Regions from separate parts of the Homo sapiens genome. Here region 1 is linked to region 2. Evidence: read pairs that join two places in POLR2A ChIA-PET (ENCODE). Cell type or tissue: PC-3. All regions are shown on one strand. Links, peaks and the distances in the headings refer to the core of each region. The heading gives the core; the rest is flanking DNA. Region 1 overlaps TSC22D3 (TSC22 domain family member 3). Region 2 overlaps MORC4 (MORC family CW-type zinc finger 4).

Region 1 (5,382 bases), core at 314-5,313, 780 kb before region 2:
GATTGTCCCCAAATTAAAGTGTTAACTAACAGAAGACTAATTCATGAATGTGCCTATAGTTCTCCACGAGGCCATTAGCAAAGTCCTAACACATACATAACCTTTTTTTTTTTTCTTACTAAGCATGTATTTACTGCATTTGTACTGTGTGCCAGGCACCGGTCCAAGCCTTAGGTGTACAGTAGTAAATAAGATAAGCCCCTGCCCTCACAAGGTTTATATTCTAGTCTAGAAAGCCAATCAGTGCTCACTTGAGACCTTGCACGGCCCATTTTCAGTCGTGGTCCTGTCTGACTGTGCCTTCAGTCGTGCTAGAAAGAATAGAGGTCTTACTGATTACTGATTGTTTGTACTATCAAAGTGGTTCTTCGGGTCAAAACGTTGTGCAAATTAGAAGTTCTACATACAGGGAAACATTGCTAGGACCTTCAGGAGAATAATTTAAATATAGACTCCATTTTAACAACAACTTCTCAAACTACCCCCTCCCCATAGCAGTATATGTGAAACCATGAGAACAAACATTGAAACTGGACAGAAGGTTAGAAAGACGAATTTGAAACAGTGTGAAAAGGGCTGTTCACTTGGGGAGCCATTTTGCCAGCGGTGTTTGGGAACCAGAATTTCTATTTATCATAGAGTTTATCACATTCACGTAGCCCTTTTTTTCGCTCTCCAAAGAGCTCAGCTATGCTACCTACAGGGTGTCCATAAAGTCCATAGGTAAATATTTATAAAGTCATCAAAGACATCTTTAATCTGTAAAAAAAAAAAATAAATAAAATGATTTGTTTATGTTTCCAGACATTAGGGTATCCATAAAACATACATACCTTGTGTGGCATTACTCCCATTTCAGGGATGCGGATCTAGCAGCATAGAGAGTTTAGAGGTCTTCCATGAAGTCGCCAGCTGGCTAGTGGCCAAGGTGGAAAAGAACTCTGGCCTTCTGACATATTTTCTTCCCACTTGAACACGTTCGTTTAAAATGGGAACTAAAGTGATGTTTCTTGGGGCATAACTCCCTTCACAAATGCATCAAGGGAGTCCCTCTCAATTTTTCATATCATTGCTGTCTGTCTGAGAGCTCAGTATCAGCTCTGTAGGCCAAACCCATCATTGCAGCAGCCTATTGTTGGAGATAAATCACCCTGTGACATGACAAATGCCTTCTGGGTTATCTCCCAATCGTGCTGAGTCCCCGGTGCCCCAAGATGTCCAAGGAGTATCTGTGAAACTCTCGTCCCCTCAACTGCTGAGCTAGTAACTGTCTATACTTGGCTGTTCCTCGGTTTCCATATTTACTTTAGCTCTTCTGCAACTCTGTCAACAAACTCCATGGTATTATTAGTTTTAGCAAATAACAGGATGTCAGAACTGTTGACCAGGATTCGTTAGTTTGCTGTTAGAGCTCTATCCCTAGGACATAGGGGCTAGTGTTCCTTTTATTTTTTAAGGTGTATGAGCTTTGGCAGGAAGCCTTCTTGGTCAGGCCCACCATGCTCTGGTGTCTATAGGTCTTTAAGGTTGCTCGTGCCACAGAGGCCCCACCCACAGAGACCTGGGCACTTCTGTCTTTGCTTGGTGGTACGAAGACATCTGTAGAGTAGATTAAAAAAAAGAAGATGAAAGAAAGAAAAGAAATCAATGCCAATACTTAGAATTTTCCATTTATGTGCTTTATTTTTGCAATCTTGCTGTGGGCTTTAAAAGAACCCTGTCCTTGGTAAGGTGGCTTCAGTGCTTAACATTCATAATGCCGGCAAGGGCCGGGGATGTTATTTTAGGCTGGCACTAAGAATTTCCAGGTTTTTGACCCTAAATATCTTTTTATTTCAACCCCACCCCCAACACTGAATGTCTCAAGGAGCAAGAGAAGAGGTTAAAAGGGTCACTCTGTTGCTGGCAGGCAACCAGGAAGTCTAGGCCTTGGGGAGAAGCATAGCTTTTGTTTATTTAAGCCCAAACCTAGCAAACAATGTAAATTAAACATAAAAATAAAATAAAATAAAATAAGGCCAAAAGACAGTCTGGATGCATACCACAGACAACAGTAAATTCCCCTCCTACTCCCCCTTGGAGAGGGGAGTCAGCGAGCAGGGGAGATGGCCTTGTTGCCAGGGAGGGGCTCACAAGCAATGGAATGGGGTGAGGATGGTAGGCAGGGGTGAGTTCCAGGCTTGGATCAGGGTGGGGACAGGCATGTTTGCAGAGATCCTGGCAAGTCTTTATAGTCAGCCCCAGCAGGTTTTTGAGGGGGGAATGAGTCACACCCCTTCAGCTCACCTGGGAATTGACCCAGGTTTGACCGGGCAGTGACAGCCACAAGGCTGGAGAAGAGCTGGTTCCTGTAGAAGGGAGGTTGGGCCGGTTCATTGACCAAACTGTGCTGTTAGAGAAAAACCAGTCCCTTCCCCTTCTCTATGCTGGGTTCTCTCTTTCCCACAACGATGCCCACCCCTCCCCCGCCGCATGTCCCTGACCTGCCAGGCTGAGAGTTTCCACTGACCGCTGTGAAGTATCTTAAAAGGCATCCGTTCCTCTTAACAGAGAGGCAAAAATTGCCAAAGATTTGAATATAAATCACAGCATGTTCAGGATCATCTCTCTCATAGTAGATCTCACTCACATTCTGGTCAAACCTTCAGGAGTGAGAGGGAAAGAAAGGGCAGAACAGACAGCAGGCCTAGAATATGCCAAGCCTCGTCCGAATGTGTCACACGAAATGGGTCTCAGTGCCCCTGGCACCATAGGGGCTCTTCAGATAGACCCTTTCTTGGCTCTTACCTTTAGGCCAGCAGTTCCTAAAAGCAATTCCATGGACTGGTGTCAAAAGAGCTGCGTCCAAAACACCTGAGAAATACCCTTCTCCCGCCCCACGCCTATTCCACTAGACATGCTAGGGCTGCAGCCCAGGACGCCTGCATTTTCCACAATCTCCCTTAGGCCCACTGCAGCCCACCATCAAGGTTTACCTGCTGTGTGTCCAATTGTCTGCTGACACTGATTGGCCACTGACTACTCTGTTGAAAGTAATACTATAATTTAGTTCATACTGAAGTATTTGAACTGATAGTGTTGAATATGGCACCTTCCCAGGGCTTTTTGCATTGGAAAAGAAGGCGTTCTCATTCCTCAAAGTATAAATGAAGAACTCCAGGAGAGATCATTGGAATCCAAAGGCATGATTCTCATGGTGGCATTTGTAAGGACCACAGTAGTGGTCTGGAAAACAGCTCTGACTGAGAGGGATTTTTTTTTTCTCACCACCCTTCAGATCACACTTCTCAAGTCACAGAGGGCCTCTATGCCAGGACTGGCTCTAGTTAGAACTGTCCTCAAGAGGAGCCTGTGGGAATCATTTCTTAGGCGTCCATATGATTGATTGTGCACAAATGGTACTTGTTTTTATTTCTCCTTCATTTAAAAGAGCCCATTATAATGCATGATTGATATCTTTGAAAACTGTGCTTCTGGCAGTGCCAGGACTTCCCGTTCCCAGTATGCAGTATGAGGCTTCAAATTGGTTCCCCCGTGTCCATCTGAATACCACCTCAAGCTTCCCCTAAGACCCTGTCACCTGTCACCCTTGCACAGCACACAGCTAGCTCTGGATGTCAGAGAGCGCAGAGGCCATGACTTTTGACATTCTGGCATGGGCTAGAGTGTCCTGCATTGCTATCTTGCTATGTCTTGTGGCCTTACTGTCCCTTTGGGGTCATGGGGAAGGTGACAACATAGGGGAAGGGGGGCGGATGCCCCACTCTGCCTGGCTATCTGTGAATTATTAGACTGTGTGAAAGGCTGGAGAGGGTGTTTGCACAAATGCACGTGCTTCCATGCTACTCTTTCTTCCGAGAAGTTGTGTGTATTCCTTGTCAGTGATTCTCAAACCAGGCCAGGAGACCTTCCTTAAGCCCTTCCAACACTCCTTTGAGATCCCTGGTGCTGTTCCCATGGTTGGGGGGCCCTCCCCAGGGAGAAGCTGGCCCTGTTTCTCCTTTTCTTTCTGTTCTGGCAATAGTGTGCCCCCTGCCTCCTCCTGCCACTGCCCCCACCCCAGCTAGGCTGCCTTCTATCCATCCTGGAAGGTGGGAGGCAGCGGTTGGTGATGACTGGAGAGCCAGAGGCCCTTTGCAATCTGCAGAGCCCCTCTTCACATGTGATAGAGTCCCACAACTGAGAATCAAGGAGCTACCTCAAATGAGCTCATGGTGAATAGCTCTGCTGTGAGGTAAGCGAGGGCCCTAGGAGGCTCACAGTGCTTACCCATCACAGCCAAGGAACTAAAGAGCCCAGCATTATTAACCATCCTTTTGTTCCCTAGAGAACCTCTGCCACTTCAAAGATCACCCATTCTATAGCGAGGCCCACAATGGAGGCAGGTGCTCCTGCCCTCTTCACAAGCCCCTCGTCTGCTGCACCCCCATCCCCAACAAGATCCTCCTGGTTGCTGTCTTCCAAGCATTGCCAATAGCCCCCAAGTCCTTCACATGCTACTCAAAGTAACCCTGGCAACTGCCAGAGAAAATGGCTTGGAATTTCGGCTCTTGGAACTGTTCCACAGAGCAGAGTGGATGGAGAGAGGCCTTGCCAGTGTCCCGCTGGCCTGGATAGACTGGTGGAGGGCTGGTGCAGACACATAAATGTGGAGAGTGGCATAGTCTTGCTGCTTTCTTTCTCAGCCCCTGGGAAGGCTGCAGGACACTGGGATTGCCAAAGGGTGGGCTGTGACGAGGGAGCCTGTTTGCCTACCTGAAGATGCTTGTTGGTCTGTAGGAGAGGGCAAGGAACCTTAGCACCTGCCTCTGAAAGAGGTGGGATAAGTATAAGGCTGAGAGGAGCTGGCTAAAGGACAAAGATCGAGAAGTTGGCACGGAGAGGTGAGCCCATGCTAAACAAAGACCACCTTCTTGGAAGAAAGGGACTAGCAACTCAGAAAGCAAATACCTGTGCCTTGTTCCCTTGCTTTACAAAGCCCTGCAGTTAAGGAAGGGAATCAGGGTGAGAGACCTTTCCTGGCACTATCAGCCACAATGTTAAAGGAGTGGTAGATCCCACAGAAACCCTAAGTTTCGTGCTGCTGCATTATCCTATCTAGGTGGGCACCAGTTGAGGGGCAGGGTGGGGAGAAGAAAAGCATGCCTCATTCTGCCCCATGAAATGATGCCCCAGATGGTAGTGGCATGGTCCTTCCCAACCCCAGGCCACCCCCCAACCCAAGCACCCCCAAGCCCGAGGCTTTTTCCTGAAGCAAACATTTCACTAAGGTCTAACCAGTAGGGAGACTTCTGAATTGGCCACAGACCTAGAATATTCTGGAAGGAAGCACAATTTTGGATTTGTACTGCCAATTTACTTTTTTTAATTTCCTTGAAATGT
Region 2 (5,382 bases), core at 263-5,262:
TAAGTAATGCACGACTGTATTTGAGTGCCTACTTTATGAAAGGCCCTGTTCTAGGGTAGTGACAAGATCAAAGATGAAGGAGGTTTGAGTAGTCAAAATTTGATATGTAAGTATCCCCAATATTTACATATAAAGTGCATATAGTTTTCTTTCCTTTTTTTTTTTTTTTTTTTTTTTTTTTTTTGCGGCAGAGTCTCGCTCTGTCACCCAGGCTGGAGTGCAGTGGCGCAATCTCGGCTCACTGCAACCTCCACCTCCCGAGTTCAAGCGATTATCCTGCCTCAGCCTCCTGAGTAGCTGGGATTACAGGCGCGTGCCACCACGCCCGGCTAATTTTTGTATTTTTAGTAGAGACAGGGTTTCACCATGTTGGTCAGGCTGGTTTCAAACTCCTGACCTCGTGATCCACCCGCCTTGGCCTCCCAAAGTGCTGGGATTACAGGTGTGAGCCACTGCGCCTGGCTAAATATGTATAGTTCTCTTATGAGTGATACAAAATAAGATTTAAAGTGGCCGGGTGCAGTACCTCACGCCTCTTATACCAGCACTTGGGAGGCTGAGACAGGAGGGTTGCTTGAGCCCAGGAGTTCGAGACTAGCCTGGGCAACACAGTGAGACCTCTTCTCTACAAATAATAAAAAATTAGCCAGGTGTGGTGACGTGCGCCTGTGGTCCCAGCTACTCTGGAGGCTGAGGTGGGAGGATCGCTTGAGCATAGGCTGCAGTGAGCCAGCTGTGATTGCGCAACTGTGCTCTAGTCTGGGCAACAGAGCAAGACCCTGTCTCAAAAAAAAAGAAAGATCTAAAGTAACCGTAAGCATTTGAATGAAGGCAAGAATTAGTGGCTGTAATTTATTTAGATATTTAGATTTGAGTAAGCTATATGTCAAAGGCTAATTAGTTCATATTTTTAAAGGTTAACAAATTCTGAATTGCACTGTTAACAGTGGAGGGAGAGAAGTAGAGACATTCTACTGTGTCTAAAGGAATACTTGAAATAACAAACAAGGGGTAGAAATAGATGAACAATTTTGCAAATGAATAAGATTGATTCAGGGGCCAGTATTAACATTTAAAAATATGATCTAGGGAAGCAACTTCCAGAATGGAGAAATGAGGAGCATAGTGGACTCTGTCACCAATAAATAACTGTTTAACTTGAAAAAATATATTTAAAAAAAATCAGTGTTTCTGGATAGTGTCCTAGGGGCACACAGCAAAGGGAGAAATATTCAAGAAATCTTCTAAATCTCAGGAAGAACAGCAAGAGTCAGTGGCATTTGAACCACAAGCTGTCCCACTCCAAGCTCTATTTTATGAAAACTACTCAAAGGAATTCTAATCCATGTGGGTGTGGTCTAGAAGATGGGGGCTCCCTCATCCCCTAGCTCATTGTCTAGAGCTATGGTTTTACCTGGGAGGAGCAGGCCTCTGGCTTTTCTCATCTCCTCTCCAGTTCTGTTTTGTAGAAGCTCTATTCCAGGCAGATCCACGAAGACTGGGTCTCTCTTCTCCCAGCCTTCTCTTCCCCAACAAAGCCCTCACTTATAGGGTGGGAGCACTCACAAAGGAACAGCAAGTTAGTAATACCATGCCCCTATTGTTCCTACCCGAGCTTGCTCATAGGTCAGAAGTCTATGCTGGAAGAAGTAAGCCAAAAATTACCCCAGTACCCATTCATAAAGAAGGGATTTTACTCTGGGAGAAGTATGTTACTGTTGTTGTCTCTAGTTCTTGCACACTGTGCCAGAGATTCTGCTTAAAGAGAGAGGCAGGCCTTAAGGATGAGGAATGCCACAGCTCTACCTAAAGGAATTGACTTTATGTGGAGCAGAACATGAAGAATTCTGTGACTAAGGGGCATTGTCAAAAATAATGGAGATCTTGGTGGAGAACAATTATGAGGGCAATTATAACTCCATGACAAGTTTCAGCAAGCAAAATGTGCAAGCGATCATAAGTTTGGTAACAGAGAGAATCAGGGAAATACAGTCAAGAGCCCTCTTCGGATCATAGTCTTGGGTGTCAGAAAGGCTGTGTATAAGCACAGGGCTACACCCACTCAGAAGCAATCAGAGCAGGACCTAAGGTGGACTTGAAAGCCGTCCTCAAGCTGAACACAGATGAAACAGTAAAGAAGAGGAGCCTCACTGGCACTAGGGGTTTAAGCACAACCTCTAACCAACCACTGGCTGAACGATGTTACTCTGACCCAGGGGCACCTCCTGGGAACCAGGCTTAAAAATGAAATCACATACATCCTTGGCAATCTAGGAGACTGTGTACATGTTCAATGCTATGCTACCTCCAGGGTGATTGAAGAGGGAAAATCTAAGCTATTAGTACCTGGCTGAATGTGGGACAGAAGCATACTCTTGAACTTTGGTAGTAACCTCCAAGTCTCGCACACACTCAATGGAAAAGGGTAAAAATCTAACCAGCTGAAGGGACTTAAGCACAACCTTTAACTAATAAGTGGCCTGTGCCAAACCAGGTATGAACTAGGTTGCCAGGTGAAAGATTAAAATCAAGAAAAAAAATCTGAACAAGTACATCAGAGGCTGCATAATACAGGGGAAATGGACTGCATAGAGTCAGTTCAGCGAAGTCACTAAATAAACAACCAAGCAAACAACAACATCAGTGTCATAGGGAAGGGGAGATCAGTGTCCAGAATTGCTATATTATCTAAAATGTCCAGTTGTCAACAAAAATTATGAAACATGAAGAGAAACAGGGAAGTGTGACCTCTACATGGGAGCAGAGGGTGGGGAGGAACAGCAATAGAAACTGCTCTTGAAGAGATTCAGATATTGGATTTATCAGACAAATACTTCAATGCAGCTGTTGTAAACACATTCAAAGAACTAAAGGAGACCATGTCTAAAGAATTAAAGTAGAGAATATTAATAATGGACAGAACCTATAAAAAGAATCAAATGGAAATTCTGAAGGTGCAAGGTATAATAACTGATATGAAAAAAATTTTAAAGGGACTCAACAGCACATTAGAGTTGGAAGAATAAAGAATAAAAAAACTTGAAGATAGATAAGTTATAGATTATGCAATTTGAAGAACAGTGGAAAAGAAAAATGAACAGAGCTTCAGAGAAATGTGGAACGCCATGAAATGCACCAACATATGCATAATAGAAGAATAGAGAGAAAATGAAGTAGAAAAAATATTTCAAGAAATCATGGCTAAAAACTTCCCAAAAGTTGATGAAAAACATTAATGTATACATCTAGGAAGCTCAGCAAACTCAAAATAGGATAAATACGGAGATTCATTGCCAGACACATCATAGTGCAAATATTGAAAGCCAAAAGCAAAGAGAAAATGATTCATCATGTACAAGAGAATCCCAAGAAAATTAAAGTTGATGACTTCTCATGAGAAAAAAATGGGAACAAGAAGGCAGCGTGATGACGTATTCAAAGGACTGAATGAAAGACTGACAACCAAGTATCTTAAATACAATAAAATTACCTTTAGGAAATAAAGGTGAACTAAATACATTGCCAGATAAATAAAAGCTGAAGGAATTTGTTGCCAGCAGACCTGCCTTACAAGAAATACTAGAGAGATTTTTTTAGGATGAAAGCAAGCAATATCAGACAGTAATCTGAATTCACATGAAAAAGCAAAGAGTGCTTATAAAAGTAACTGTGTAGTTAATTAAAGAGCACAAAACAATAGAATATTTCTTCCTCTTTCTATTCTTAACCAATTTAAATAACATAAAGCAATATGTATTTGTATATAATTGCATATATATATATTGATTTATCGTTGTGCTTATAACATATACAAATGTAAAATATTTGACAAAAAATAGCACAAAGGAGGTGGATGGGAATAAAGTTACATTGGAGTAAGGAAATGACGCCAGATAGTAACTCAGATCTACAGTCTGAAATGACAATTAAAAAATGGAAAATAAAAAGGTTAATGAAACAAACTCTGTAAATATGTGCTTGCTCTGCTTTCTTCTCTTGGCTTCCTTGGAAGATGTAACATTGCATAAAGTAATAATTATAACAATGTATTATTAGATTCGTGAATGTTATACTAGAAAATACATGATATAAAAAGAGGAAAAATAAAGATGGGTCAAAGGAACAAAGAAGGCGTGACACTTGTAGAAAATTAAAAAACTAAATAGCAGATGTAAATTTTATCTTATCAGTAACAGAAAATGTGACTGGATTAAGCAATCCAATCAAAAGACAGATATCAGATTTTATATATATCTAGTTGTTGTATCCATTATTGAAAGTAGGGCATTGAAGTCTCCAACTATTATTGTTGAATTGTCTGTTTCTCTCTACAGTTCTGTCTGTTTTTGCTTTGTGTATTTCTGGGGCTCTGTAGTTAGGTCCATATGTGAGTGTACTTATTACATCTTCCTGATGGACTTTATCATTATGAAAGGTCCCTCTTTATATCCAGTAACATTTTTTATTTAAAAGTCTATCTTGTCTGATATTAGTATAACCATGTTTGCATGTTGAATCTTTTTCAATCCTTTTACTTCCAACCTATCTGTATCTTTGCATCTAAAGTGTGTTTTATATATATATATATTATATATATATATATATATAATATATATATATAGATTAACTACAGGTATATATATATATACCTAACTACAGAGCCCCAGAAATACACAAAGCAAAAACAGACAGAATTGTAGAGAGAAATAGACAATTCAACAATAATAGTTGGAGACTTCAATGCCCTACTTTCAATAACGGATACAACAACTAGGAAGATCAACAAGGAACTAGAAGACTTGAAGAACATTCTGAACCAACCAGACCTGACATACATACAGAAAACTTCACCCAGCAACAACATAGTATGTATTCTTCTCAAATGCACGTGAAATATTCTCCAGGATAGACAGACTGTATGTTAGGTTGTAAAACAAACCTCAGTGAATTTAAAAATATTGACAATCATACAAAGGATGTTCTCCAATCGCAATATAATTAAATTAGAAATCAACAACCTAAGGAAATTTGGAAAATGCACAAATATATGGAAATTAAATGACACGTCTTAATTTCCAAAATAAATGGGTAGAAGAAAAAAAATCACATTGGAAATGTAAAAATATATTGAAAATATGAAAATTAAAACAAAACATATGGAAACTATGGGTTGAAGCTAAAGAAATACTCAGAGGGAAAATTATATTTTTAGATGCTTATATTAAAATTGAAGAAAGAAGCTGGGCATGGTGGCTCATACCTGTAATCCCAGCACTTTGGGAGGCTGAGACGGGAGGATCATTTGAGCCCAGCAGTTCAAGACCAGCCTGGGCAACATAGGAAGACCCTGTCTCTACAGAAAATACAAAAATTAGCTGGGCG

The links. ChIA-PET counts read pairs that join two places held together with the same protein. Peaks named below come from ENCODE experiments on the same cell type or tissue, not always from the same donor. Only the 100,000 strongest peaks of a DNase experiment are listed, where the experiment ranks them.
Region 1: POLR2A ChIA-PET joins it to region 2 with 5 read pairs; 1 of 35 experiments calls an interaction of 5 or more read pairs at or near these places.

The regions. Positions count from the first base shown.
Region 1 is chrX:107,722,894-107,728,275 of GRCh38, reverse strand. All of the region lies in intron 1 of TSC22D3 (TSC22 domain family member 3), which reads left to right. Among named protein-coding and RNA genes, the nearest start is that of TSC22D3, 50 kb to the left of the region's middle. RefSeq lists an enhancer at 2,394-2,895. In PC-3, for the core only: no CTCF peak of the experiment used is centred there; a DNase peak (open chromatin) is centred at 2,255; H3K4me3 peaks cover 887 bases; H3K27ac peaks cover 2,235 bases.
Region 2 is chrX:106,946,798-106,952,179 of GRCh38, reverse strand. The region is part of intron 14 of MORC4 (MORC family CW-type zinc finger 4); the gene reads left to right. Among named protein-coding and RNA genes, the nearest start is that of CLDN2, 29 kb to the right of the region's middle. In PC-3, for the core only: no CTCF peak of the experiment used is centred there; a DNase peak (open chromatin) is centred at 3,369; H3K27ac peaks cover 2,787 bases.